6 separate regions of the Homo sapiens genome follow, and all the other regions are linked to region 6. Evidence: read pairs that join two places in POLR2A ChIA-PET (ENCODE). Cell type or tissue: HepG2. All regions are shown on one strand. Region 1 overlaps THADA (THADA armadillo repeat containing). Region 2 has its middle 50 kb from the start of LINC02580. Region 3 has its middle 44 kb from the start of TRI-TAT2-1. Region 4 overlaps THADA (THADA armadillo repeat containing). Region 5 overlaps THADA (THADA armadillo repeat containing). Region 6 has its middle 59 kb from the start of LINC01819.

Evidence for each region. Peaks named below come from ENCODE experiments on the same cell type or tissue, not always from the same donor. Only the 100,000 strongest peaks of a DNase experiment are listed, where the experiment ranks them.
Region 1: POLR2A ChIA-PET joins it to region 6 with 6 read pairs; 1 of 35 experiments calls an interaction of 5 or more read pairs at or near these places.
Region 2: POLR2A ChIA-PET joins it to region 6 with 6 read pairs; 6 of 35 experiments call an interaction of 5 or more read pairs at or near these places.
Region 3: POLR2A ChIA-PET joins it to region 6 with 7 read pairs; 2 of 35 experiments call an interaction of 5 or more read pairs at or near these places.
Region 4: POLR2A ChIA-PET joins it to region 6 with 5 read pairs; 2 of 35 experiments call an interaction of 5 or more read pairs at or near these places.
Region 5: POLR2A ChIA-PET joins it to region 6 with 6 read pairs; 4 of 35 experiments call an interaction of 5 or more read pairs at or near these places.

What each region holds. Positions count from the first base shown.
Region 1 is chr2:43,449,166-43,453,165 of GRCh38, forward strand. The region is part of intron 26 of THADA (THADA armadillo repeat containing); the gene reads right to left. Among named protein-coding and RNA genes, the nearest start is that of THADA, 140 kb to the right of the region's middle. In HepG2, no CTCF peak of the experiment used is centred here; a DNase peak (open chromatin) is centred at 2,286.
Region 2 is chr2:43,150,264-43,154,263 of GRCh38, forward strand. No RefSeq gene overlaps it. Among named protein-coding and RNA genes, the nearest start is that of LINC02580, 50 kb to the left of the region's middle. RefSeq lists a silencer at 2,573-2,721. In HepG2, no CTCF peak of the experiment used is centred here; a DNase peak (open chromatin) is centred at 2,148.
Region 3 is chr2:42,852,287-42,856,286 of GRCh38, forward strand. No RefSeq gene overlaps it. Among named protein-coding and RNA genes, the nearest start is that of TRI-TAT2-1, 44 kb to the left of the region's middle. RefSeq lists an enhancer at 1,799-2,631. In HepG2, no CTCF peak of the experiment used is centred here; a DNase peak (open chromatin) is centred at 2,365; H3K4me3 peaks cover 830 bases.
Region 4 is chr2:43,460,862-43,464,861 of GRCh38, forward strand. All of the region lies in intron 26 of THADA (THADA armadillo repeat containing), which reads right to left. Among named protein-coding and RNA genes, the nearest start is that of THADA, 130 kb to the right of the region's middle. RefSeq lists enhancers at 726-915, 1,066-1,125. In HepG2, no CTCF peak of the experiment used is centred here; a DNase peak (open chromatin) is centred at 2,490.
Region 5 is chr2:43,387,921-43,391,920 of GRCh38, forward strand. The region is part of intron 29 of THADA (THADA armadillo repeat containing); the gene reads right to left. Among named protein-coding and RNA genes, the nearest start is that of LINC01126, 160 kb to the left of the region's middle. RefSeq lists silencers at 3,333-3,382, 3,423-3,522. In HepG2, no CTCF peak of the experiment used is centred here; a DNase peak (open chromatin) is centred at 2,181; H3K4me3 peaks cover 610 bases.
Region 6 is chr2:42,978,071-42,982,070 of GRCh38, forward strand. No RefSeq gene overlaps it. Among named protein-coding and RNA genes, the nearest start is that of LINC01819, 59 kb to the right of the region's middle. In HepG2, a CTCF peak has its summit at 1,614; DNase peaks (open chromatin) are centred at 421, 1,081 and 1,751; H3K4me3 peaks cover 496 bases.

The DNA of each region.
Region 1 (4,000 bases), 470 kb after region 6:
TGTACAAGAACTGAAGTAAAAAATTCATTAGAGGGATTCGAAGGCATATCTGAGTAGGTAAAGGAAATAATCAATGAACCTGAAGATAAGACAAGGGAAATTATTGAGTCTGAGGAACAAAAAAAAGATTAAAGAAATGTGAATAAGTCCAAGGGACCTGTGGAACACCATCAGGTGAACAAACATTATGGGAGTTCTAGAAGGAGAAGAGAGAGAGAGAAAGAGGTAAAGAGATTATCTAAAGAAATAATGACCAAAACTTCCCAAGTTTGATGAAAGACAGGAATATAAACATCCAAGAAGCTCAATAAACTCCAGATAGGATAAACTAAAAAAGACCCACACACATTAAAATCAAACTGTCAAAAGACAAAGACAAAGAGATAAGCTTGAAAGCAGAAAGAGAAGCCCGGGCAACATGGTGAGACCCCATCTCTACAAAGAATTTTTAAAATTAGCCAGTCATGGTGGTGTGCTCCTGTGTTCCCAGCTACTTGGGAAGCTGAGGTGGGAGAATCACTTGAACCCAGGAGGTCAAAGCTGCAGTGGGCTGTGATTGCACCACTGCACTCCAAGCTGGGTGACAGGGCAAGACCCCGTCTTAAAAAAGAAAAAGTGACTTGTTACATGCAAACGGTCCTGAATAAGATTATCAGCCAATTTCTTATAAACTTTGGAGGCTAGAAGGCAGTGGGCTGATATATTCAAAGTGCTGAAAGAAACAAACAAAAAAACCTGTTAACCAAGAATCCAATACCTGGCAAACGGTCCTTCAACTGTGAGGGAGAAAATAAGACATTCCCAGATAAATAAAAACTAAGTGAGTTCAGTACCACTAGACTTGCCCTGCAAGAAATATAAAAAGAGTCCTGAAAGCTGAAATAAAAGGACACTGGACAGGAACTTGAAGTCACATGAAAAATAAAGATCTCAGTAAAGGGAAATACATGGGGAGTTACAAAAGCTAGGATCATTGTAACTCTGGTTTATAACTCCACTTTTTGTAATCTACAAAAATTTAAGAGACTAGCATATTTTTAAAAACTATTATTAGATTAAAAACCAGTATTATTATAACTTCATACTTTGTTTTCTACATAAATTAAGAGATTTATGCACAAAAATAAAACAACTACTAATGTTTTGGACACAACTGTATAAAGATATAAATCTGTGACATCGGTAACTGAAAGGGGGTAGAGACGAAGCCATATAGGAGCAGAGTTTTTGTATACTACTGAAGTTAAGGTGGTATAAATTCAAATTAGAATGTTACAACCTTAGAATATTAAATTGAAACCCATGGCAGCCACAAAGAAAATAGTTATAGAATATACACAAACACACAAAGGAAATGATGAGGAAATTAAAACATTTCACAGCAAAAAATAAACTAAACATTAAAAAAAAGCTATAAGGCATATAGAAAACAAATAGCCAAATTACACAAGTAAGTCTCTCATTAGTAACTACTTTAAATGTAAAGGATTAAACTCACCAACCACAAGACAAGAGATTGGCAGAATGGATAAAAAAAAACATGATCCAACTATATGCTGTTTACAAGAGACTTGCTTTAGCTCTAGGGACACAAATAGATTAAAAGTAAAATCATGGGAAAATATATTCCATATAAATAGTAACGGAAGACAGCAGGGGTGGCTATAAATAAGCCAGTCACAAAAGACAAACACTGTATGATTTCCTTTCTATGAGGTAGCTAGAACAGTCAAATTCATAGAGACAGAAAGTAGAATGGTGGTTACTGGGGCACTGGAGGAAAAGGGGAATGAAGAGTTATTAAGGAGTATAGAGTTTCAGTTTTGCAAAATAAAAGGAATTCTGAACATAAATGGTGGTAATGGTTACACAAGAATATAAATATAGTTAATATCATTGAACCATATACTTAAAAATGGTTAAGATGGTAAATTTTATGTTATGTGTATTTTACCACAATAAAAAATATGCTATTAAATTAAAACAAAGAAACCAGAGCTGTTCTGGTTGAAGCAGGATTGAGGCAAGTGATCAACAGTTTGGCCTCTCTCTTATCCTTAGGCAAGCACAGATCCTGAACTGCCACCACGAGCTCCAGAGGCAAAGTTTAGAGCTTGATGGCTTTAGAAACTCTAAAGTGAAACTCTGAACAGCTATCCACACTCCTTATTTCCTCATTTCCTATTATCCCTATCTTTCCAACCTACAGAAGCACATTCCATCCCCCACTGTCCATTATTCCCTACAATACCAATTTTACTTTTTCATAACATTAACAGTTACTGTTGTTTTACTGAAACATGTTTAAAGTCCATCTCCTCTCACTAGGATGTTAGCTCCCTGAGACTAAAGACTATCTAATTTCTGCTCTGATCCCAGCACCCAGAATGGTGTCTAGTACATAGGAGGCATTAGTAAATATTTGCTATCTTCTTGCTATTTTTTTTAGAACTTCCCACAAATCCTGCCCCTTCTTTTTCAGCCATAGGGGTTCCATGTTAATCAACCTGACTCTAAAGATATATACAAGATTACAGAAACTCTTCTTTGTTAATTCTAAAGAGCATCACATAACCTTAGTCAGGAATGTGTACTAAACATGCCAACAGTTCAAACAGTACTACATTTGTCTCATCTACTATACTATCAAGAAATCACAGGCTGGGCTCAGTGGCTCACGCCTGTAATCCCAGCACTTCGGGAGGCTGAGGCAGGTCAATCACCTGAGGTCAGGGGTTCAAGACCCGCCTGGCCAACGTGGTGAAACCCTGTCTCTACTAAAAATACAAAAATTAGCCGGGCGTGATGGCGCATACCTGTAGTCCCAGCTACTCGGGAGGCTGAGGCAGGAGAACCACTTGAACCCAGGAGGTAGAGGTTGCAGTGAGCTGAGATAGCACCACTGCACTCCAGCCTTGGTGACAGAGCGAGACTCCATCTCAGAAAGAAAGAAAGAAAAAAGAAATTGCCCAACAATTCCTCTTTCATTCATTAAAAGTGAATAGACTAATTTAGCATAAGGTCCAATATTCTCAAATAATTTTTTTTTGTTTCTATCATTTTGTTCAGCTAACACTTTTAACTAAGATTAATATTAATATGCCAACTCATATTGTTCAAGTGAGGGGGTGGTGCCAATAGTCCCATATTTCAAGGAACATAATAAAACTAGAAGTATTTTCAAATGACTGTACTCATTTCCTTTTACAGATGAGAAAACTGATACCCAAGGAAATGAAGTGAGTCTCCCAACATCAAAATACAGCTTGGAGGTAAATACAGAACTAGAATCCAATTATCTTATTTCCCAATCTAGTCATTAGACATTCCAAGGTTTCTATTTTACAAGTAATCTAACTACTGCTGTGCCAGGCATCTTCTTAACAAGCAGAGGACACACTGTGACCCAGACAGGCCAGTTTCCAAAGAAGTTCATGTGTCCCCATGGTTTGGTTGTATGGCAGTCTCTCCACTGCTGTCAATCAGCCTGGTCAGGTTAGATTAAGGTTCCTCACCTGAGCTTCTACTCCGACACACTGAGTCAGGCCCACCCACTGAATTTATGGGAGTAGATGAACAGGCAAACTGCCAGCTAAACTGATCTTTTAAAATCTAATCATCTGCTGTTACAAAGCATTTTTGGAGATCACTGGACCACAGATAATTCCATTGGGTCCAATAAGTCTCCTGTCTCTCCTGTATTCAAATTAAGAGACTCTTCCTAATATACTAGAATATCCCTTACTACCCTCCACCCACCCCCAAAAAAACATCTAACTCCCGTGCAAATCAAACCAGAAAAGAGTGTGTGTATTTGTTCTTATTCAGGCTAAATGCTTCACTTTTCCCCAGTGAACCGATGCTTTTTGTAAGTCTGTGAACACTCAGGCTGAGACTTATTTACAAGAAAAATAAACAAACAAACAAAAAACCCAAGTAGTCACCAGGCAAATGTTACACTCCCAATTAAGACACAATGCTGTCTATAGGTATGATGTGA
Region 2 (4,000 bases), 170 kb after region 6:
GTTGCTGTCCTATTCTGAGTTCAGTTTCTTCATTTCTAAAAAACAAACAAAAAAATGCATAAGAAAACCTAGCCTGTGGGGACATTCTGCAGATTGAATGAAATGAAGTGGGTAGGGTGCCTCAGCTTGAGGCAGGAGGGCAGCGAGAGAAGAGGCCACGGGCCACGGGCAGAGCAGGAGCAGTGTCTGCCTGGGTGAGAGGGTGCTTGTCGGGAGGAGGAGAGGGAGGCTGTGCAGGCAAGGCTGCCTGCTGGACAGAGGACTTGGAGCTACCCTGGGAAGCATCTGTAGGGAGCCATTGTAGGTTCTACAGCAGGGGAGGGACCAGAGGATGGGAGGTGGCTGGGATCCCCTGGTTGCCACCATCTTCCATGGCTACAGCCTGGACCCCACATGTGCTTATTGCTCCTTCCTCCCTCTGTGCACCCCTAACTCAGTCCAGGGAGTGCACAGAAGAAGAGGAGCCAATAAAACACATTTAAAAAAATAAGTCATTATTATTACTTTAATTTGACTTCTAGGCACCTTCTTATTCAAGACACAGTTGTGGCTGGGCTCAGTGGCTCACACCTGTAATCCTAGCACTTTGGGAGGCTGAGGCAGGTGGATCACTTGAGGTCAGGAGTTCAACACCAGCCTGGCCAACATGGCGAAACCCTGTCTCTACTAAAAATACAAAAATTAGTTGCGTGTGGTGGCATGTGCTTGTAGTCCTAGCTACTCGGGAAGCTGAGGCAGAAGAATCATTGGAACCCAGGAAGCGGAGGTTGCAGTAAGCTGAGATTGCACCACTGCACTCCAACCTGGGCGACGCAGAAAGACTGTCAAAAAAAAAAAGAGACACAATTGCATTTCACAGTGAAAAACACAAAGCCTCTCCAATGTATTCACACACATTTAGAGCAGAATTTGATTCCAATACTCTAATCAATGAACATCTAGCAAAGTGTGGTGAATATTACTGATGCAGTAATGGGAAAATGCTAAAGTAACAGTCTGAATAGTTTTGTGCATCCTGAGTTTTCTGAACTAAGACTTTTTTTTTTTTTTTGAGATGGAGTCTCTCTCTCACTCTGTTGCCCAGGCTGGAGTGCAATGGCGTGATCTCAGCTCACTGCAACCTCCATCTCCCAGCTCCAAGCAATTCTCCTGCCTCAGCCTCCTGAGTAGCTGGGATTACAGGCACACACCACCACACCCGGCTAATTTTTGTATTTTTAGTAGAGACGGGGTTTCATCATATTGGTCAGGCTGGTCTCGAACTCCTGACCTCATGATCCACCCGCCTCGGCCTCCCAAAGTGCTGGGATTACAGGCATGAGCCACCGTGCCCGGCGACTTTATTTTTAATTAAAAGCAAAACTTACATTTTCTTTTCTTTCTTTTTTTTTCTTTTCTTTTTCTTTCTTTTTTTTTTTTTTTTTTTTTTTTTGATGCAGAGTCTCACTCTGACATCCAGGCTGGAGTGCAGTGGCATGATTTTGGCACACTGCAACCCCGGCCTCCCAGGTTCAAGCAATTCTCCTGCCTCAGTCTCCCTAGTAGCTAGGATTACAGGTGCCCGCCACCAGGCCTGGCTAATTCTTAGTAGAGACAGGGTTTCACCATGTTGTCCAGGCTGATCTGGAACTCCTGACCTCAGGTGATCCACCCTCCCCGGCCTCCCAAAGTGCTGGGATTATAGGCATACAGCACCTCGCCCAGCCAAAACTTACATTTTCAAAAGAAGTTTGCCTCTCCAAAAAAACCAGATTAGATAGCTTCTAAACTATATTAAATAAGACCAAATAAAGATTTTAATTATTATCAAACAAAAGTGAGTAATTCGGGGAAACATCACCTCCACAAATGTCGAGCCAATTCAGGTGTTGCTGGTAGAATCCTAAAGAGTGATGTCTCTGGTTCCTGTGAACAATGTCCACAGTCCACACCCCTCGAGGACACAGCTCAGCTCCCACCAAGGGACCATGGCTGGGAGGAGAGCAACAGAGCGTGATCCCAAGGCCGCAGTACAGCTAAGGGCTCTCCAGAACCTGGGCAGGAAGCCCTACACTCTGCCCTCCTCACTGGGTGATGTGGATGCCTCTGAGCTGCGGCTTTCTCCCTTCTAGTGGAATAACAATTGCTGACCTCACAGAGTTGCTCTGAGGATGAAAGGAGAGCATACACGCAAAGCACTTAGCATCATGCCTGCTAACAGATCAATGCACGACTGTTATTAACTCAGAGCAGTGACAAGGGCGAGAGAAGATCAGGTAAATAGGACACACGGTGCAGAGAGTGAGGGAGTGTCAGAGGCAGGGGAGGGCAACACCCAGGCAGCCCTAGCTTCTACCTACCTGGACTATCCACTTGCAGCCAGGGAAGAAGACCCCATGGAAGGAGGGGGTGATGGAGGGGCTCAGATATTTGATAAGATGGGAGGTCATCCTTGATCTGCTTCCCTCCTCCCCTCTCACCTCCAACCCTGCCTGGCCCACTTCTGAGGGTGATCAGGCAGGGCACACCATGGGCCAGCGGAGCCTTGGAGGGTTCCAGAGCTGTGCCTCCCACACAGGGGCTATGCTGGGAGGCAGGAGGTAGGGCTGCAGGTGTGAGGCAAGGCAGCTGGGATTCCCCCATCGATCAGCAGGAACCCAGGCACACCCCACCCCGGTTACCTGGGGGCCACAGGCTGCTCCATTTGAAGTGTGGGCTCTCTCTGCAGATAGGCCAGCCGGGCCCTCCCTAGAGGCTAGGCACCTGAGCAGGTATGGGATAGGGATGGGGGTGGGTGCGGGGATTTGCAGGCTGTCGCTTCTAAAAATAGAGCCCCGCAGCCTGGGAGCCAGCCAGGTGTGGTTGCCACACAGCCTCCCAAACTGGCTGATAGGCACATGTCAATTCTGGGCCTGCACAGGCACACAAACTCCTTGGCACAGAACCCAGTGGACACTCCTATCCACCAAAGACAGACACTTGAGTCTGAACACCCATGTCCTGACTTAGACCTGGCCCTGTTCCTGTACAGGCCCCTTCTCCACAGGCTCTCACCATCCTCACACTCACTCACACTCCCTGACACTCACAGGCCCTGCAGCCTCCTAGGTCTCCCTGGCTGGGACATCTGCCTCCTGGGGGCAGGGGCCATTGGTTTTGTTCACTGCTATCTCTCCAGTGCCTGCAATGGTGTCTGGCACGTGCCAGTGCTCAGGAAATGTTTGTTCTATAAATGAATGCCACACACACTTGCACACACACACACAGACACACATTCCATGATTAATTACCCCACCCTCACCCCCCCCACCCTGGCGCTCTGAGTTCTCTGAGGCCCTGGAGGGAGCGGCACCTGGAGGTCTGTCCCTCTCTGACCAGGTGAGCCCCTCGAACCCATTGTCCAGGCAAGGGAGGGTGGGAGGTGGCCCAGGGAAGCAGAGCTTTGGGAAGCAGCAGCTTTGAGCCTATGTGTGGAAGGTGAGCGGGGATCCTGGTGTTCTACAGGAAGAACCTCCCGCGGGGGCCACAGCACCATGCTGAAATTCTGAGTGGGAAAAGGTCTGGCTGGGTCCATGTCATGGGTAATCCCTTTTGGGAGAAAGCCCGGGTTTCCCACAGGCTGAGCCTGGCTGCAACAAATTGAGACCTATGAGTAGAGCATGTGGTGGCCGCAGAGCCCATGGGTGGGTGGTCAGGGAGTCCTCCCTGGAGGAGAGGAACCTTGTCCAGGTGAGAGACAAGAGGACCATCTGGGAACAGGACTGAAAGGGGAATCTGAAGCTGTTGGTGTGATTATTTCAGGACTGGCAAGGATGCATCAGATCTGTTTTAGGAGTTCATGACACCCTCCAGAGTGAGGCAGAGGCGCACCGGGCAGGCTCACACACTAGGGATTGGGCAGGCCCAAGTTGCAGCCACAGGGGCTATTGAGGGGCCAGAGTGAAGCCCCTGATCATAGCCTGCATCAGACCACTCAAGAATGAGGTGCCTGGGGGAACAGGCAGGTGACGGAGGGGACCAG
Region 3 (4,000 bases), 130 kb before region 6:
CATGGCTCACTGCAGCTTTGAACTCCTGGGTTAGAGCGATCCATTCATGTTAGTTTCCCGAGTAGCTGGGACCACAGGTGTGTGTCACCACAGCCGGCTACTTATTTATTTTTGTAGAGACAGGGGTCTTGCTAGGTTGCCCAGGCTGGTCTTGAACTCCTGGGCTCAAGTGATCCTCCTACTTTGGCCTCCCAGAGTGCTGGGATTACAGGTGTGAGTCACCGCGCCCAGCCCCTAACAGCCCCATTTTAACTTAATACCTTTTTAATGGCCCTATTTCCAAATACAGTTTCATTCTGATGTGCTGGGATTAGGACTTCAATAATATGGCTCTTAGGGGACACGGTTCAGCCCAGAGCAGGGGCGACGGAGGCCTCATGAAAGGCTGCCGCAGAGAGCACAAGGGCACGGCGAGGGGGCGCTGCTTGGATCATGGACGCTTTATTATTTGGAAATCTTCATTTTTTTATATAATTTCATTGCCTCCAAAGGTGGGCAGTTTCTGTATCTCTTATGTCATATTTTCTGCAGGTGGCAGTGAAGTACTTATTCTAACACTGTCAGTATATTCTAACTTTCCGACCAATGGAAATCAAGTACCTTGGAAAGGCAACCTCTTTTTCTGCGCCATGTTATTGGACTGGCAGTGGCCAGGCCACATGACTGTCCAGGGCTTAGGCTGGCGTGGAGTAGGCCATGTGATACATTTGGCCACGCTCACTGAATCTGAGCAGGATCATGTGACTTAGTTTCATGGACCAAGTCTTAGGAAGGTGACTGCAACAACCTCGTAGACTGGGCTGGAGCATGGGACTATGGCTTCTGTTGTTTCTTCAAACATTGCTAGAATCTACTCTCAAAGGCTGCCCAGTCTCTGGAGGAAATATGGGAGTGGTCTTAAACCATCTCTGTTCCCACCACCCAGGAACTGGGGACTCTGTGGACCTCTAGAGATGGCGTGACTGCCTGAGACTGTCCCATGAGGCCCCATCTATGTCTGCTGGAGAGCGCTATCTCGTTGCTTTCCTCATTGCTCTGTGCGCGGGACCACCTGGGTCCCTGATATCCTCAAACTCATGGGCCAGCTAGTGCGAGGGAGGTTAGGATAAGTGGAGGCAGAGTGAGAGGGATCCACAGAGCAAGGAGAGGTTTAGGGCGTACCACTGGAGCCAAGCACTGAGCACATTTTTGGGGGATACATTTTGAAGCCCTTCCACATTGCCTTCCACCCAGCAGACATGGCAACTATGGCCTATTCCAGAAGCCGAGGGGTGTGTGGCAGCTCAGCCTGACCTTGCACCCTCCCTCCCACTCCACTTGGCCGTTTCTCTCACTACGTGCAGCCGTGGGCTGGGGGCAGTGTGATGGGAAATCTTTTTTTTTTTGTCTTTGCTAAAAAGTACTCTGTCTCTTGGGCCGAGGTTGTTTGAAGGTGAACTGTGAAAAATGACCTGCCGTGCTTCAAATCACAGCTCTGCCCTCTTCCCGAACTGCTCTGGGGAAAGGAGGGGTGGGCTTTTTGCCAGAGACTCAGCCCTGTCATTGTGGCCAGGCCACCCAGCCCACCTCAGGGTCAGTCAAGGGCAGCAGTGGGGTATGTGTGTGCATGCGTGTGTTTGCAAGTGTGTGCTTGTGTATGTATGTGTGTGCTTTGCATGTGTGTCTGCGTGTGTCTGTATTTACACTTGTGTGCATGTCTTTGTGTGTTTACATGTGTATGTTGTGTGTATACACACATTTATGTGTGGGGGTACACGCTTACATTTGTGCATGTGTGTTTACATGTGTCTGCGTGTGTGTGTGTTGTGCCTGTGCACATGTGTGTGAGTATGGGAGATGGATGGTAGAATGAACACCAGGCATGAGGGGGCCCAGGGCAGAGTCTCAGGCCTTGACCCGGGTTTCCAAATGGCCACAGATGTGACCCTTCACCCTTCCCTGCGGCTGTTGAGGTCATTGCCCAGAGAACTTTCCTTTGGAACCAAGTGGGCCTTGCTGCCTGGAGAGGGAGAAAGCAAACCGGATGATCCTCATCCTGGGGAGCCTGGAGCCAGCGGGCCCTTGTTTAATTCTGAAGGAATGTGCGAGGTTCCCGCCCAGCGGAGCAGGCCCCAGCCTGACTGGGAGCCTCAGCACTCCTGGGGCAGCAGCTGCGTCTGCACCGGGTCGGCGTGGGGGTGGGAGCTGGGCCAGCTGGGGACCTACAGCATCCAGGGAGAGACAATCACACAAACTGGGTGGCTGGAGTAGGCTAGGGGCGAGGGAGGCCCATAACACCTTCCTCCAGGAGCCGGGGCCTGTGTGTCCAGCTCTGTGCTCAGGGGAGGACAAGCAGGGAAGAGGAGACGGTCCTGGCAGTGGAGAGCAAAGTCCCCGGCAGGAGATGAGGTGCCATGGGAGGCAAAGCACAGAGTACAGAGAGGAGGCAGCGAGGAGCGTTCCCTGGGGGCTGTGTCATCAGGGAAGGCTTCTTGGAAGAGGTGGAGGTTTAGCTGGGCCCTACAGGGTGGGGAGGATCTGAAGGAAAAGAGGACATTCCGGGAGAAGGAAGAGGACAGGAGGTTCTGCTAAAGATGCAGAGCTGGAAAAGAGCAACGCCTCTATGGAATGACAGTGTGGACCCGGGTCCAGAGGAGGGGAAAAGAGGCGGCTAAGGCAGGAAAGTCAGCTCCGGTTCATCCTGAGGGGTTTGAGTGCCAGCCAGAGGTCCTCCTTACACAATGGGGGTGGTGGGGTGGGGGGCAGGGGAGCTCTTGAAGGTTCTTGAAAGGGGAGTTACCTGATGAAGTAGGCGTTTTAGGATGAGAGGCTGGCCACATAATCTGGTGGGATCATGGCAGCTGGGACGGAGGTCATGAGAGTGGAAGAGGCTGGAGGAGGGGTGTTTGGCGCGGGGGAGAAGGTTTGAGTGGGGAAATGGCTGAGGCCTGGGGAGTAAAGCAGGCAGAACTGAATCCATTTCACATTTGGGACATTCTTGAGGCCTCCTTTCTGTGTTTGGGTTCCCCTGACCTAAGAGCACCGTGTCAGCCTAAGACAGCTCCCTGCCCACAGGCCAACTGGCCCAGATGGACCTGGGGGACAGAAGCCAGGCCCTATGCTAGCCTGGGTCCCAGCCCCCATTCACACCCTACCCAGAGTGGCCCTGGCCTCTCCAGTGGGCTTCGGGGTATCTTATTCCCTGACACAAAAAGTGGCATCTCTCCCTGGTGTGGGGATTATCCTGGTGGGCAGAGGCAGAAACCCCTTGAATAGGAACTTAGCCAGTCCAGGTGAGCGTGTGAATGCCTGTGTGGCCCAGCTGGGTGTGAACACAAGTGTGAGTTCTGTCCAGTTCTTGCAAGAGAGTGGGGGACCCTGTCCAGCCTGGGTGTGTGACAGTGTGGTGTGTGTGCGCACACAGCCTGGCCTGAGTGAAGAAATGTGAATGTGGACACAGCTCGGGGCCCTCCAGATTGGTGGCCCGGCCCACGGAAACTGTCCTCACAAAGGCCCGCATCCACTGGGGAGGGCTGCCTGGCCTTCCTCAGTGGGTAGACACTGGTTAGGCCTGTGGCAAAGCCCTCTGGCCTGGCCACACACAGGCCTTGTGTGAGTGGTCTCGTGGCAAAGGAGTGAAGGAAAGGGGTGGATTATTCTAGCCCGTGAATGTGGGGCCGGGACACTCTCTGCCCACTGAACAAATGCAGTAGGAACTGGTGCTCCGAGGCAAAGACATATCGGAAAAGTGTGTAAGCGATCGGAGTGCGGCCAATTCTCCCAGAATCTCAAAGGGCAGGTGGCCTACATCTCTACCATGTCAGTTTCAGGGCTCCGAGGACTTTGATTTGCTGCTAACTTTGTGACATCTTTAAACATTTTTTTGTCAGTAGCTTCTTCTCTAGAGTGTCGATGGGAGTGAGCAGGGGAGCCACAGGGTGAGGGGTGAGGGGAGGGGGACGCTGGCCTGGGGCCTGGACGGGCATGTGCCTCTTGGAAGAAGCCATGGCCACTTCCTTGG
Region 4 (4,000 bases), 480 kb after region 6:
ACAGATTTGGAAAAGCAGAGGTCCTAAAGTATTCTAGGTGAAGCTTGGCATTGCAGAACAGTTAGGATTCACCTGTCCCAGGAGTGTGGGGAGGCTGTAGGAGGAGGAGAAAAGTCAGTGGAGAAGGGGATGGCACAAGGACACTGTTGAGGCAGAGGTGTATAAGGTTTGCTGGGGACAACAGCCAAGGCTAGAGCAAAAACCTCTCGTAGAAAGTAGGCTGGACTGTGGAAGGCCTCAAATGCCAAGCTAATGAATTTGAACCTTATTTCTCAAACACTGGAAAGCTACTTGAAGTTTTGGCATAGGAGTAACATAATGAACTGTGTCTGGGTCTGTGCTGAAAAGTTTCACCTAAGTCTACACTGCCCACACAAAATATTAAAGAGAGAATTTTTAAACAATGTGCCAAAAGTTTAAAAACCAACACATTTTCATAGATATCTAAATTAAAATCCCTGTGACTAAGTTTTAGATCATTCAGTAAATCACATACACTTGAGTAAGTGCAGGAACCATTGAAAGGTCCATTTTAAGTACTAAAAAATGATTTTTGAAAGGTAAACCCAGTCCTAACTACATCCACTCCCTGACTTTGCCCTCCCCCAAACCTGACTAGGGTCTTTATTTTGCTTTAAGCATTACAGATTTCCTTATGTACCTGGAAGGAAGAGCTGTTAGTCATCAATCTGGATGGTCTGGGTTAATAGAGTCTTTGTTCAGAAAATTTAATTATAGGTTTGAGCCCTGGATGAATGCAAAATGAAAATACTGGAGGGGACTCAGCTAATCTGCTAACTCAGCAGTCCCATGGACCTTCAGAGTTGTCCCTTGTGCATCGTTTGGAGAGGCAGTTTCTCCCCTAGTATCTGTGGCATGGCCGATCCAAGTTTACTCCTCCTTGCTTCTCTGGCCTGATCTCTGGCTACCCTGCACTACTGCTTTCAGCAAAGGTTCTGCAATCAAAGGCCTGAAAATGTTCAAATGTAATTTTGGCAGTTTCACATCCCTTAGAGGTTTCTGCCTTCACACAGGCAACACAACGGTGTTAGTTTGCACTGGCTCCAGGCAATACCACAGCTTTACCACCTCTGACCCCCAAAAGGTGCCCAGAGGGAACAGAGTTTAAACCCAAGCTTTAATCTACCTTAACATTTACCAAATAATTTTACTCTGGCAAGTGAGTATCTGAGGAAGGCTGCTGAATCAAGGGGATTTCGGGCTGCATTTTATACTTTGTTGATTACTATAGAGATGCCAGAATTTTAAAACCATAAATAAGGAACCAAATAACATTTTAAGATACTAGATTTTGAAAATGTTAGAGCAACAAAGGAGAAAACTCTGGTTAATAAAACACCTGCTTTCCAAACCATGGGTAACGTTCAGGCATCTTTCCACAGAAACTCTAAGATTCCTGCCAGTGTCACAAAAGGGGAAGGCGCTGACCAAAAAATGTCCATGAAAGCCATTTGAAAAGTATAAAGAGAATTTCCTGAAATAGTAAGGTGAACTTCTAGTGCCTGAAAATCTCTAAATCAGGCTCTCCTAAAGGACTGTAAAGTCAAGGTAAACATTTCTAGTTTAAAAAAACAGGGGAGGCTACCTTTTGGTTTGATGTTTCAATTTCAAACTAAAATAGAAGGTAACAACCTCTAATATGTTCAAACATTCAGATTCCTAGAGAAAAGTGATATTTAAATGTAATATATGGAAATGATTAGGGCAACATTTAATTGAAAAGTGAAATAAACTAAACTCAGAATAGGCCATTTTGGAAGGAAGACCAAAGAATTTTGGTTTCTCTTCATTTCTATCATTCTCTTATACACTGTGCCCTATGGTTGCCATTTGCGGGGATACAAAGATGAATTTGGCTTTCCGTTCTCCCTCAGTGTTGAGGGAGAACTCCAAATCAAAATCACAAAACAAAAAGCCATCTTTTTTGGAAAATTGTCTTAAATACTAAAAGGCATTTCCAGTTCAAAATATAAAGGTAAACACTCTCACAGAGACTCAATTATTTGGGCAGAGACATGTGGTTAACATTTCCTAGGGAAGAAGCAAATGAGAAAAGGTCAAAGGCAAAAGTCAACTGAGAAGAGCTGCAACATCTCAGCAATTTACAAATTTAAAGGACAGCAACAGTTTGAGGGTGAGGGATACACATACCACTTCCATTCATTATAAGCTGAGGTTTAAGGGAAAATCTCTTGCTTCTCTGGGGTGAACACCACAACATCTGTTCTTTGGTCATAACAGCAACTAAGTTGATTTAAGAAAATATTCTCTCTCTCTTTTTTAGAGCTGTTCATTCATAATTACTTGATTTCTCTTGAGACTTGGTTCCCTTAAGATGTGTTTATTCTGCACATCTGCTCTCCCCATACCTGATTACACAAAGGTATCAGAAAGAGCAAACCAACAGGTATAAAGAGACCAGCCCTCAAAACAGATCAAAGCAAACAGCCCGTGGAGTCCTTTGGAAATCTTGGCTGGCAGCTCTTGTAAATAAAAGTGCTTCTAAAGCAGAAAGCATTCAACTACCGTATTTATATAGGGCGTGATTGACAGGTCAGTTATTAACTTCATAAAAACACAGGCAATGTTAACTAGCAAGAATGTTTGTTCTAGCTGTTCTATCTGAAGGAAAATGAAATCCAAGATAGAATGGCTTGCTCTCTGTTTCTTTTAAGTATTTATTTTAGAATCGTGCAGTATAAAAGAATGTTTTTTCAAGTCAGTGAACTTAAGCTATTTTGCTTACTGTTCTGGAATTTAAGTATGTTGTTATAATTCTTTAGAAAACAAATGTTACATTTACTAAAGGCAAATTCCAATGGTGCCAATGGTGCACCACGATCTTTTCAAGCCCTCAAAAAATTTTTATTCTTTTGAATTACTAAAAGTAAAGAAATTTTACATTAATTAATCTTTCTTCCAATAACTAAAGTATATGAAATCAGGGAAGGAAAGAGCAGGATGGTTTCCTCTCAGTGCTCCAGACACAGGCATGTGCTCCTTGAATTGCTTACAGTAGCAAGTTTAAAATTTGCCGGAAGAAGCTAAGAATAAACTGATCTCTATTTTATTAGTTATTTTGAGAGCTTTATTACTAATACATTCTACTATGTAAGATCATTTACAACAATATTATAAGGTAGTATATTTTATTTATAGTTATCTCACAAAATCTCAGTTGTATATTGATATATGGTCAGAAAATTCTGTAGAAGAAATAAATCCACTTTTGTATGCAACAGTTTTCATCCGTGAGGCTTAATATGGTTAGCACCTACTCCCATCCCAGTGGGTAAAACCAAAAATGTCAGCCTATGTTTCTCCAACTTGAAGAGCAACTTCTATAATAGTAGCTTTGAGCAACTATATAACAAAGGAATCTAAAACTTTTGCTTCTATCCATTAATACTCTTACTCATCTATAAAACAAGTAACTTAAAAAAAAAAGTAACAAAAAAGAAGTAGAAGGAAAAACAAGTTTTACTTTTTTGAATCAATCAATGAATACTTTCAAGATTGGAATTGTATAATGTTGGCATTCCTAGCCAAATAAATGCTTATGAAGTGGACTGGTATTTATGTGCATCTTTGTTTATGTGTGTTTAGTATCCTTGGGCCTGGGTTTTTTTCCATGTAAACTAATAAGTTTTGTTAAATGCCTCTTGAATTAAGTTAAGAAGGCTATTTGTTAGCAAAATGTATCACTCTCGGCAAAGGCTGTCATCACATGAGCTACATAACAAGCACAAGAACAAACCAAAATTCCCCAGAAAAATCTTGCTCATCAGTACATTTAATGTACCACAATCCCGCTTCCTCCGGCATTCCTACAAACAACAGTCTTTCAGAACACAGAATTCTTATGAAATAAATACTCAGCCTCAGAACACGCCCTGGCCTCCTCCACTATCCACTCCTCCTGCTTCCCCCGCAGGACTGTATTTTCAAACTAGAATATTTGTTTTGACAGACTTCTGCT
Region 5 (4,000 bases), 410 kb after region 6:
ACTTTCCTTTAAGCCTGTGTGTCAATTTTACTTCAGGCATCTGGGGTGGCTGCCAAATTGGCTATACTCAACCACAGTGCTTTTAAATGGTCAGCTGTGTCCTTAGTAACTCAAATACGTTGGGTGCCATAAATATATCTAAGAGCTATAGCACAAGTACATAAACGTGCAATCTCAAATATGCTATCCCAATAAAAACAAAGGTCTTACTTTTGGCCTATTCCATTTGCATATACTAAAAACAAATAACAACAAATAATACTATTTTTATTGGTTGGGAACCACCAAACAAATCCCTTCACATTATGGGACCACATACCATCAGATATTTTACAGGGATTCTAGGAAATGACAAAAGCCTGACAGTGTACCCACGGTGAGATGTTTTGTTGTGTTGCATAATTTTTAAAGTATATTCAGAATTATCGTCAGTCATATGAAGTCTCAGACAGTAAGAGTGGAATGGCTCGCAGGGGATGGAAAGCATATCTTCCAAGATGAAAAAAAAACTTGGAATGTGCTAGATTAATCTATCTAGGAGGATCCTGTATCTCCTTTCACTTTATGAACTTCAAATTTCTCCCTTCCCATGATAAAAGAGTCCTTTGTCTCAGACAGTGTGAGACACTGATTCCTCAAGTTTCCAGTGGGATCTGAGGGAGAGGATGTAATTCAAAACAAAACAGGTGCAAGGAATAACAACCTGATAGGCAAGAACTCTGCCCTTAAAAATTTGAGCTAATCTCAGCTCTTATAATCTTTAACATGATCTACAGGAAGGCAGAGAACACAGTGACTGACCGGAGGAACCTCTCTGTGAAATATGATAACACATAAAGTCAAAATTGCTGAAAATGGACTTATTTGTCTCATGCACTCACACATCAATAGGAATCCTCATGTTTTACAGTATTATTTCAATGTACAACATTAATTTTTTTAAACACATTTTTCTTTAGCTCAAGGTCTTTTACTCACCATCTACACCAGTGATTCTTACATTTTTAATCATAACCCCCTCACCCCCCGCCCGTAGCAGTGGTGGTGGCAGTAGCAGCAAGTATTAATAATAGCAACTAACATTTACTGAGCATTTACTATATACCAGAGACCTTGCTACCCACTTCCCGCATATTAACTCATTTAATCTTCGCAGCCACCCTATGAGGTCATTTTATTTTCCCATTTACAGAAGAAGTGGAGGCACAGAAATTAAGTAACTCACCCAAAATAACACAGCTAGTAAGCAGCAGAGCTAGGATCCAGAGGGAGACAAGCTGGCTCCAGAGTCCACTCTTACCTACTACCTGAAAGGACCTTTCTGAGCACATGCTCCCAGCTTTTGTGTACTTATTAACTTAGAAATTATATATTATTCTATTAATACATTATGTACATTACATATCAAATGTAAAATAATAGCTAAAAGCCAGGTACACCTGTAGTCCCATCTACTCTGGAGGCTGAGGCAGGGGGACCACTTGAGCCTAGGAGCTCAAGGCCAGCCTATGCACCATAGCGATACCCTAGTCTCTAACAATAACCATAATAATAATAAAACAGGATGCGATAAAAGAAATAACACACTAACGTATTCTTCCACATATATTATTGTCTTGCAAACCCCACTTTGAAGGCTACAGGCCTACAGAGCCCAAACTGCTTGGCCCGGCATTTGTGGTCTCTCACATGCTGACCTGCACCCACCCTGCCATTCACACATCCTCTCTCCTTGACACAACAGGCTGGTTTACTCACTGCCTCCTGCAAACACTTTCTGATGCCCTCCTCCATGCCTGGGCTCATACCATGTCCCTTGCCTCAAAAACAGAAAGCTAGTTTCAAGGTTTATCCCAAGGCCCAATGTTCCCCTGAAGCCTTCTCTCATGTCTCCAGTCCATCCTGGTCTTGCCTCTCAGATGTGTGATCTCGGCCACATGCTTGGTGCACATAACATGTAGCCACGTATTTCTGTGTAATTGTCTGCAGTGTCAATGGTTTATTTTCCAGGTAGCTCATAAGCTTCTTGAGAGCAGAGAATATGCTATAAATTTTCTTTGTATCCTCCACAGTACCTGACATAGTATGTACTTAACTTCTCAATAAATATTTGCTAAGCAGAAGAATAAACATTCTCCACATTTACTCTACATCTCTAAGGCCCAGGTCCAGAGGGTTAAGGTAAAGGTCATACCAGAAAGCAGAGGAAGTAATATGATGGATACTTTGCTCTTTGCCTAAGCTCATCAGAACCATGACAGACTGACGGTATTCACGGTGATTCCAGAAGAAAAGGGTTTCAGAGTCCCCAGCAGTCCTGGCATCTATAGTATGACCACCTCGCTTTAGGGAGCTCTTAAGTTTCTAAAGTAATGGCATCCTTCCTGGCCTTGTTTATCCACTACTGCCCACTCTGTTGGCACTTTCCTATGGGTAAAGATAGTCTCAAACATGCAGTTGGTATACCTGCTTACAAATGTCTGCAGCCAGCACAGTTTCAGAAGAAAATATGTCTACCCTTTACCTTTATTCAAAAAATAAGAAAGTTTTCCCATGTCTTGTGATAGAATTTTGCTCAAACGTTTCCAATGACGACTATTCTGACATGCCAACTGCCCTCCTCTCCTATCTATTCCTGATTCCCCTTAGCCTACTCTACTTGTTCCTTTGTCCGCAGCAACGATTACCTTCTAACAAACTATCTAATTTACCTATTATATTTACTATAATAAGTTCTGATATGTTTTATTGAATGTTTATTTCTTGAACATTTCTTACTGTCTCCCTGCTGCTGGAATATAAGTACACTGAGAGCAGTAATCTTGGAGGGCAAGGATGTGTCTCTTCTGTTCTCTGATATAGTCCAAGCACCCAGAACAGTGCCTGGCACGTAGCTGGTGTTCAATTAGCAGTTGTCGAATGAATAAATAGATGACATCAAATCCCATTTTACCCACAACCCGAAGGCCCCAGATAGAATCCTTCTCCCCTGACAATATTCCTTTTCCTCATCCAGAGAAGCAGTATACTACAGTGGCTAACTGCACAAGCTCAAAAGCTTCAAACGATCCTGGGCTTGAATCTCAGTTTTGCTTTTTACCATTTAATCTTGCATAACTTTAGTGAAATCGCACAACCCCTCTTGTTTTCAGTTTTCTCACCAGTAGGATGGGAATAACACCTATCCTCCAGAAGAGGCTCTGTAGGAACTCAGTGACTGGTACATCACACTCACACACATACATCACATACACACACACTCTATCTCTCACTGAAAAAAATATATATTTTTCCTCTTTTTGCTATTAATTCCCCTACTCTGATCCTGAACAGTTACAAACACCTGAGGACACATCAAATGGCAAATCTCTAAGTTTCACTTGCCCCTGACTGATACTCTGAGTTCTGAGCACTTCAAAACAGCAGTACATTGCTTGGGGAACAACCACACAGTGCAGTACAGTCAATGCTCCAGAACCTGGCAGCTAAAAGCTGTCTCCAACACCCAGCAAAAGCTCCCTAAGTAACAGACACCAAATAAAAGCTTTTGGATGTTTATAAGGAAGGGATTAATTCATCTTCAAAAGTAGCATTTTAATTAAAAATGACTTTTTTGGGCTTATATCCAGAAAGGAATATATTGCCAAAAGGTAAGATTTAACAAGGTTTAGTCCTTTCTTTAGTTTTTTTTTTAAGAGCCCAATGCTTCCCAATCCTTTTCACATCAAGGCACACATAGAAAGTAATCTTTCTTTGGCACTCTGGGATAAAACCAACGATGCTGCTCCCAGCTGCAGGTGACTGCCTAGAGGCTCCAGCCCTGCCAGGCCACACTCAAGACTCCCTGAGAGCTGAAGGAATCAATAAATACCTTGGCACATCCATAGCCACGCCACTGGAGAAACTCTGCCTTAACCCTTCTTGGACTAGGGACCTTTCTAGCAACTTAAGATTTTTCTCCTTTCACACTAACACAAGTCTTCAAAAAGAAAGAATAAAT
Region 6 (4,000 bases):
GGGGAGAGATGAAAGGACACTAAGCTTTGCATACAGAAGACACTCAAAGTAAGGAAGGAAGGGTAGGAGAGTGGGAAGAAGGAAGAGGGAGCTGAGAGCTGGTCTCAAAGGGATGCGGGCAGGTCTCTGGTTTGACCACCCCCCATGAGCCAAGTTACAAAAGCACCCTAGCTTGAGGAGCCCCACAGTGGACCCTCAGCTCACCAGCCTCTGTCTTAGGCTTACTCACAAACATGAAGCTGGAGCTAAGAAACAGGCATGTGACTGCCTGCCCACCCTTGTTTGTCCTCCTCTAGGGCCTAGTGTCACCAGTGCCTTGCTGGGTAGCAGCTGCTCTAGTTCCCTGATGGAGATGGGGCTGTTTGTCACTCTGGGGTGACTGAGGGGCCAGTAACCCTCCACCAAGATGGCAGCACAGCCAGACAGGAGGGCTTTTGTCTCATCTTGATCCTCCTGGGAGGCCTGGCCATGGCCCGAGTTTGCTCAGTGTTAATTATTGACCAGGTACCCAGGGACAGGGCCCCGCTGTCCAGCTGGATGGAGGGCACATGGGTCTGGGGCCTGGGCCTCCCAGTGGATGGAGGGCACATGGGTCTGGGGCCTGGGCCTCCCAGGGCATCAGGTGGGGCTCACCTGGGGCCAGGGGAATGGAGGGCGCCGGCCTTGAGTAAGGATCAAGGAGCCCCAAATGCCTCCCCCACTGCTCCCCAAGTCCAGGATTAAATGTGGTAGAAAGTGCCCAGGCCAGGGTGGCTGGAGATTCTGCATGGAGAACATCCTCATTCCTACCCTCAGAAGGACAGGGAGGAGGGGGAGAAACACCTTTACCCCAAAAAGGAAGGAGATGGAGGACAGAGAGAAGACCCCAGAATGAAGGTGTGAGGGTCCCTGAGCTGTGTGGAGCTGCATGCTTAGACCCGGAGTCCCCACCCGGAGCAGCACATGGCCACAGACACCCTCCTCAGGCCCTCTGATGGAAAATGCCAGCCCAAGAGGGTGTCAGGAGAGCTGATTCATTCTAGGCCAGAGGGAAGAGGGATGAGAGATCCCCCAGTCCTGGCGGGACCATGACCACCTCTGGTTTCTGGCCCTGTGTGAATATGGTCTTGTCCACCCCATCAGGGAGGCCTCAGCCAAGAGCAAGGAGGAAGGTCCACAAAGGGCTGTGTATCAAGAGGCAGGAGGAGAGGAGAGAGAGTGAGTGATGCTGTTTACAGCAGGACCAGCTCTAGTGCTTGTTATATGCGTACGTGATCCTGTTTGATCATCCTAAACAGTGATGAGAGCAGGGTGCTATTACTATGGCCATTTCATAAACGAGGAAACTGAGGCATAAATCGGGCCACTTGTCCAAGTCCTGGAGCTGGGAAACAGCAGAGCAGGGGCAGTCTGATTCCTGACCTGGGTCCGGTATAACTCTGTTATCTGCAGGGAGCAGGGCAGAGGGGCAATGCAGGAAGGGGAAGGGGCTCCATGCAGCTGCGGGTTGCAGAGAAGAGGCCCAGCGAGACCAGGCCTCTGGCTCAGGGCATGCCTTTGAGGTGGAGGTGGGGTGGGAATCTGGCTTCTTCTCGATAGGGAAGGAGAATGTGTGTGCTGGCCTCTGGGTGTCAGGCAAGTGTGTCCCAGGCTGGCTTGCTCCCACAGCCCCCACCTCCTCTTCCCCTGGGGCTTTACCGGTGAGAAGTCAATATTGATGTTTTATGACCCAAGATAAACACACATTTTTTTCCTCCCATGGAGGGTTTATCTGGTCTAGAGGGTTAATCAATGACCACTTGGAGGTGGGGGAAGCCTCTGAGAAGAAAGCAGCTATTCAATTCCAGCCCTTTACCCAGCCTCTCCCCTTCCCTCCTCCCCACTACCACCTCCCCTCCCACCCTCTAGTGGGGACTGACCTGGCCCTGCAAGTGGGTGGGGGCAGGACATTTGGGAATCTGAGGCTGGAGTCCATGTGGGTGCGTTCAGGGGACTGTTAAGTAGGATGCATCCAAGGAGAGTGTCCCTAGAGCTGTGTTTGCCCTGAGCACGGTGTTGGCAGGGCAGGTGGGCCCTGCATGTGGCTGTCATGGGACCAGCCTGGTTAGGAGTGGGAAAGAGAAAATAAGTCTCGTGTCACAGAGCACTCAGAGATGACACAAGATAATGCGGGTTGCTCCTCTTGAGAACAGGGGCACTGGAGCACAGTGTGGGGCCCGACCCTGCCTCTTACCTGCTGTATGGCCTTGGACAGGTGGCTTCACGTCTCTGGGCCTCAGGTGCCTCCTGTCTCCTCTAGGGTGGTTTTGAGAATCAAACGAGATCCTGTACTTGCAGAGGAGAGAACGCAAATGGACTGTCGCCTCCTCTGCCTTCCTTGGGAAGAGCATCATTCATCTCAGGGCTTGTTAGCCTTCTGCCTACAGAAACACAGTGATGGGTCAAGGGTTTAGAAAACTGAGGGCCCCTGAATATGTACGGCTGAGATGAAGCAAGAACTGAACAGATCTGCGTAATAAAGCGAAAGGAATGCTAATGCTGATGCTGTGAGGGCCGCTCAGGAACGCGGTCAAGGCACAAGAAATGGATGAGAACAGAGAGATACCTGGCATCAGGAGAGAGAGGGAGGCTTAGAGAATGTGGTGTGGGGCAGAGTAAGGACCGGCCAAGAAGCAATGCCAGGAAGAGATTCCCTGTGCTGGGGAGTGACCAACATGTTTTGAAGATGTGATATGTGTTCTTGAAGTTGTTTTTGACCTTGTGCTATAATCACCCCCCATTCCTCCCGAACTTGACCAAACGTTGGCCACACACAAGAGCCTTGGGTATGTGGTTCATTGGAAGGGATGAAAGAGAGATGGGCGTCAGCTTAGAGAGAGGCGGTTCAGAGAGCGGATAGCAGGCACAGGCTGACAGCCACAACAAGGAGCAAAGTGACCTTGGAGAGCCCATTGAATTGAAACGCTCACCCCAAAGAACCCTCAGGGATTTTGGAAAATGGAAGGTGATTCCACAAAACCGGAGAAGTTGAAGACATGAAAGCTAGAGGCACCTTAGTTAAATAGATAAAGGGTGCTTTAGACACAAGTTGCACTATAAATGCCCATTATGATGGAATTGAGTCATAGTCTGAGAAAATGGAACTTGAACATATGTGGTCACTTATGCTTCTGGGCACTTGGCTGGGCCTGTAAAGATGGTAAGATGTGGTCCTCGCCCCTCAAAGAGTTCTTTCAAGAGGAGACAGACTGTAGCAGGCATGACTGATTATCTCCCTACACCCCTGTTTCTCATTTGCTAGAATCCCCACGTTTTTAGCTGGGCACATGGCAGCCCAGAATAAGGACTACATTTCATGGTCTCCTTTGCAACTAAGAGTAGCCCTATGACCATGTTTTAGCCAGAGGGAGGTTGTCTTAGTCTGTTCCAGTTGCTATAACAAAACACCTAAGTCTGGGTAATTTATAAACAATAGAAATGTAATTTCTTACAGTTCTGGAGGCCAGGAAGTCCCACTGGCAGATGCAGTGTCTGGTAAGGGCTGCTCTCTGCTTTTTTTTTTTTTTTTTTTTTTTTTGAGATGATAGATAGAGTCTCGCTTTGTTGCCCAGGCTGGAGTGCAGTGGTGCGATCTTGGCTCACTGCAACCTCACCTCCCAGGTTCAAGTGATTCTCCTGCCTCAGCCTCCCAAGTAGCTGGATTACAGGCACCCACCATTATGCCTGGCTAATTTTTGTATTTTTAGTAGAGACGGGGTTTCTCCATGTTGGCCAGGCTGGTCTTGAACTCCTGACCTCAGGTGATCTGCCTGCCTTGGACTCCCAGAGTTCTAGGATTACAGGCATGAGCCGCTGTGCCCAGCCACTTTCTACTCTTAAGATGACACCTTCTTGCTGTGTCCTCAGACAGTGGAAGGGCAAAAGAAAGGGACTAGGGTGCTCCCTTCAACCTCTTTTATAAGGTCACTGTATTAGTCCATTTGTGTTGCTATAAAGGAATACCTGAGGCTGTGTAATTTAT